Linked DNA regions of Homo sapiens: region 2 is linked to region 1. The links are chromatin loops, found by intact Hi-C in ENCODE. Cell type or tissue: CD14-positive monocyte. All regions are shown on one strand.

What was found. Peaks named below come from ENCODE experiments on the same cell type or tissue, not always from the same donor. Only the 100,000 strongest peaks of a DNase experiment are listed, where the experiment ranks them.
Region 2: a loop joins it to region 1, with 2.6 times the contacts of the local background. A loop is called at or near these places in 7 of 110 quality-filtered maps.

What each region holds. Positions count from the first base shown.
Region 1 is chr7:50,355,378-50,357,877 of GRCh38, forward strand. The region is part of intron 3 of IKZF1 (IKAROS family zinc finger 1); the gene reads left to right. Among named protein-coding and RNA genes, the nearest start is that of IKZF1, 52 kb to the left of the region's middle. In CD14-positive monocyte, no CTCF peak of the experiment used is centred here; DNase peaks (open chromatin) are centred at 554, 1,314 and 2,204; H3K4me3 peaks cover 2,194 bases; H3K27ac peaks cover 2,447 bases.
Region 2 is chr7:50,229,173-50,231,672 of GRCh38, forward strand. No RefSeq gene overlaps it. Among named protein-coding and RNA genes, the nearest start is that of IKZF1, 74 kb to the right of the region's middle. In CD14-positive monocyte, CTCF peaks have their summits at 1,060 and 1,269; no DNase peak of the experiment used is centred here.

The DNA.
Region 1 (2,500 bases):
TGTATAAGGATGGGTTGGGGTACCGGCCAACGCCCGCCTTGAGGCCTGGCCGCCGGATGGGAGGCGAGAGCACAAGAGAGTCCTGGCTAGGTGTGCCCCGCTCTGCAGGGCCACACCATCCACTGGAAACCCTGTGCCCACTGGGCTGCGTGCTAAGAGGCTGTGGCCAATGCTCTTGTCCAAATTTTACTGAATCTGCAGTCTCTCTTAATTCACTCCAAAGTTTAATGTGTTAGCTTGCGAATAAATAAATAAATAAATAAATAAATAAATAAATGGAAAGAAACAGTCCTCAGAAAGTCCCAGTCAAATTTTAATTCCAACAGATATTCAGCAGTTTCCTCTAAGAACAATGAGAGTTCTGGGGCTAGCCAGTGTTTCTCTTGGAAAATAAGGAAGAGGGAAAGCGGTGCATTCATTTAAAAACCTGCCCTAGGGAGGCAGCGTTCCCTGTGAACTCCGAGGCCACAGTGAGCAGAGCAGGCTGGAGGCCTCCCGGCTGTCCTGCCCCTCCTGCCACATGCCTGTGAAAATGCTAGATAAGGACTTTTTCTCAGCAACTTCCACGCTCCTTCAGTGGGGATGTCTTTGACTCAGAGCTCTGCCACTGGTTATCTCCACGAACAGAAAATGCCACAGATGGGTTAATTCACTGTGTTGTTCTCATTTTCCCTCAGTTTCAGGCTTTTCTCTCCTTGCCTGTTTTCCTCGCTTAAAAAATGATGTGGGGGTCCCTAAACGCATCTACCCCGATAGATTTATGTTTTCTTTTCCATTAGTCCACTTTGCGTCTCAGCCCTAAAATTAAGTTTTTGATTATAATGTAAGGAAGTTTTACCATATTTTAACTCTGGCTTTTTAAATACAAAAGAAAAATAACAGAATGGCCTTCTAGAACTATCAGGAACTTCTGGATCTAGTACCCTGTGGGGACAGATGGTCTGGAGCCAGCGCACTTGGATGATCTCTCTCAGCCATCTGGACCATAGAGTGAACTTGTTACTGTCCCTCCAAGGCTGACAACTATGAGCTCATACTCTTCTAGCAGTTTAATTTAGACCCAAGAAAGGCTGTGTGTGTGTGAATTTGTGAGAGTGTGTGAGTGTGTCTTTGTGCCTGTGTTTCTGTGTGTGTCTGTGTGTACATGTGTGTCTGTGGGGTGTGTCTGTGTGTGCACGGCTGTGTGTCTGTGCGTGTGCATGGCTTTGTCTGTGTGTGTGCGCACGCACTCTGCTAAGCTACTCAATGCAATTCCTTACTCTTACTTCCCTTTCTGTCACTTCTCCATAATTCTTTGTATTTCGGTTGGGCTGGTATCTCGCGGCGGCTTCCTCTTTTCCTGCATTCCTATATTTCATTATTTGCTCTTGTTCCTCTTCTAGGGCTTTTACAATATAGCCAGGAGGATGTGGAAACCCAGTTACAAGATGACACACAAGCACAGTGTCACAATCGCTGTGCTTGGGCCCTACCTCCTGGAGACCAGGGTGGGACGGTGTCTCTGGATATGGAGGGAAGGGCGGAAGATCACGGGGTGGCAGAAGGCCCGACTGTCCGGTCTTCTGGAAGCTGGGGTCTCGTGGTCGCTGGGCTGGTGGTGCTCTAAAACCTAGAGTAACCGAGAGCAGGATGACTGCACCCCTGACTGCCGACTCACCGGGCTTCGGAGGGCCATGGGTGTGTGATTCCACTTGTGATCCTCCTACTTCCCCAGCCCACCCTGGTGGTCTCCCACTTCTCTCTCTCTGCCTGTGGAGTGTTATAACCGACTCCTTCTTCTAGGCATCTCCATCCCAACCCCAGACCAGTTCCCTTAAACCACCTCCCACCACAGGACCCCCACAAGCAGGGACCTCTCACAGTTCCTGTTGCCTGGGGACTTCATCTCAGCTTCCAAGGCCTCTGGAACCAGGCCCTGCATCCTGGGCATGACTGTCCCCATGATTCTCTGAGCCAGCCACCACCCCACCACCCCCCCACCGCCAAGTCCACTGCTGACCCTGCTGTAGCCCCCCACCTCCACTTGTTGAGATTCCCTCTTCCTGCTTCTCATTTTGAATGTCACCCTTCTGTGACTTCTCACAACCCCCCTGCCACCCCTCCCTCCAGTTGGCATGGCTTAGTCTTCCTAAGAACATGTGCTGCTTCCCAGTACCCAGGGCTGCTGTGCACCGTGGCACGTGAGTTTCGGTGCATCTTCCTCCTGCTGTTTATAAATTGCAACATCCCTGGACAGATCTTGGATTTTCCCTCTATAATTTCTCTGGAGACTCCCTCGGGGTTTGCACACACATCTGTGGAATGCCCAAGTTGGAGATGGTCCTCCCTGATGTGTAGTGTGGGCTATTCAGAGGGCCTCATTTCATAAACTCATTAACAGCTAGGACGCGAAGACTTGGAGAAGTTAGCTCAGGACACACGGAGTGGGAGGGAGGCAACGAGTTAAGAAATGGGCTTTGGAGTGCCTCGAATTTGGCCTCCACTTTTCTTTTCTACTGTC
Region 2 (2,500 bases), 130 kb before region 1:
TCACATACAGATCATGCTCTGCATTCCAATATTTGGTGTGTAAACATATAAGAAAACATGCACCTAGCTTTGGGAAAACTCAGTGTTTGTGTTTACTTTTTCCTCACTTGTTTATTTAGTGATCCCCCATCTTCATCTTCAGTCTATGTTATTGATTAATTGGAAACATTAAATTCTTTCCTTCTGGTGAAATTTTCAAAGGTAAGTTAGAATTCTAAAACATGGACTAGGCATCCCTGAACTGGAACTTGGTGATGGGGGTGATGGGAAAGAGGAAGGGTGCAGGAATGATCAAACTATTTAAGGAAATTTTGTTAGGAACACCAATTTCATCCAGGGTGGAAAAATTACAATATGTAGTCTGAGAGGAGTTGGTATTGATTTTGTTTGGTTTTGGCTTTATGAGGCTTAAGAATCAAAAATCATCTCTAGAGATTTTATTTTTTACATAAGAGAGGCTTAATGAAGATATTCTTGGAAAAATTTAATCATCCAGAGATCAGCTGGGTGCAAAAATGGTAATATGTATAGAAAACTGAGAGGTCAATATTTAGACCCTAGCCTATAAAGGACCCAGGATGGAAAGAAACAAATTACCTTGCTTTGGAGAACTATCCAGAGGCAAGGGAAAGAAAGATCATTGGTTAATTTAGGCAAGGCTCTATTCTTGCCAGGGCTTGTTATTTCTTGCCAGGGCTAGTCTGTTAATTTTATAATGTGTTTCCCTGTCTCCAAACCATTTTTAATGCATCTTTTTAGGGAAACCCCATTACGAGTGGATGATTGGGTATTTTGAAGACCAGGCTGCTCATCAGAGCTCAAACACAGCTCTCCTCCATTAAATAAATAAGATATCTAATAGGATGACATGTGCCTCTGACCATGACATGTCACGGAAGAGAAGAATTCAGGAATCAAATTTACCTAGAAGCTAGTCATGGCATAAAATAACTAAACCTGCAATTATAGTAACCCACCACCAGCTGGCAGTAGTGTTAAATCATGTTCTGACAGTGGTTTTTACAAATCGAGTTCCCATTTAATGTGGAATTCATGCATGAAGCGAACAATAGAGATTGCAATTCAGCAATTCAAATCTCTATAGCTTTAAAAAATTCCCCAAAATATTTTTCTAGATAATAAATAATAATCCATGCTCTTTATAAGCATTTGAAAAAAAAATCTTAAAATCACCTGTAATACTACCTCCCAGAATTGTCATGTGTTCTTTTACTGTCTTTTTTCCTTATATAAGTACTTTTCTTAATTGGGATATACATGTGTGTGCATACATACAAGACAACACAAATACATATATACATACACATATATAGTCTTCATTTTATCCACACACTTAACATAGTACTTAGCACATAGCAAGTTAATATAAACATTGGTTAAAAAATTAATACTTGAATACATTCTAGATTTAAAAAAAAACAGAGTTTTAAAAAGGGAAAAATCTGCTCAAGAGTTACAAAATAGGCAACAAACTTTTTTTGCCCCTTTTGACGTCAGACCTGGGCTATTTTTCTATAGATCGTTACCTTCATTTTGTCTTTTAAGAAGAAGTGAACTCAAAAAAAAAAAATGTAGTTATGGGTTTGGGAGGGTAGTCATAGATGTTTGAACCTAAGAATTGAGTACCACATTTTCCCTACATGAAAAACAACTGCTCACTTTATTAAATGGCAAAGCAACAATTGCAACACTGCAGTAATAACAGATAGACTAGAGAATGTGGCATAGAGCGTGAGTCCTAAACTGGGCTTTCTCTTCCCTCCTGCATAAACTCAGGAAGACTGCATAGTTGAGAAACTTCTTAGTGGTTGGAGTTCCAGCCCTAAGGCCCAAGCTTCCACAGGCCAGACTGTGTTTCCCAGTATAGGAGGAGGTAGAAGATCAAGGCTGAGACTTCCAGCTTCTCCTTATAGCAAATCAGATTCTGGGGAACAGATATCTGATTTCTGTCTTCCATCGTACTCCCTCTGCCTGGTGAGGGGCACTGCCCTAATCTGGCTTGTCCATTTACTTAAGCATTTCTCTTCTGTCCAGTAGCAAAGGTCTGAAGTGTTCTTGTTTTGTTTTCATATATTTACTATAATAGTTTTCATTTTTTCTTATGTTGGCCCTGTCAATCAGATCTTCTAAAAATATTTTTCCAGCTATTTATTTGTTAATATTTAAGAAAGTTCCTCATGTCTGTCCAATTTGCTAAAATCTCTTATTGGTTTGAATAGTTTTTGCACCTAATGTTATCCTATTTTCTTTTTTTGTAATTATTATTATACTTTAAGTTCTAGGGTACACGTGCACAATGTGCAGGTTTGTTACATATGTATACATGTGCCATGATGGTGTGCTGCACCCATTAACTCATCATTTAATTAGGTATATCTCCTAATGCTATCCCTTCCCCATCCCCCACCCCACGACAGACCTCAGTGTGTGATGTTCCCCTTCCCGTGTCCAAGTGTTCTCACTGTTCAATTCCCACCTA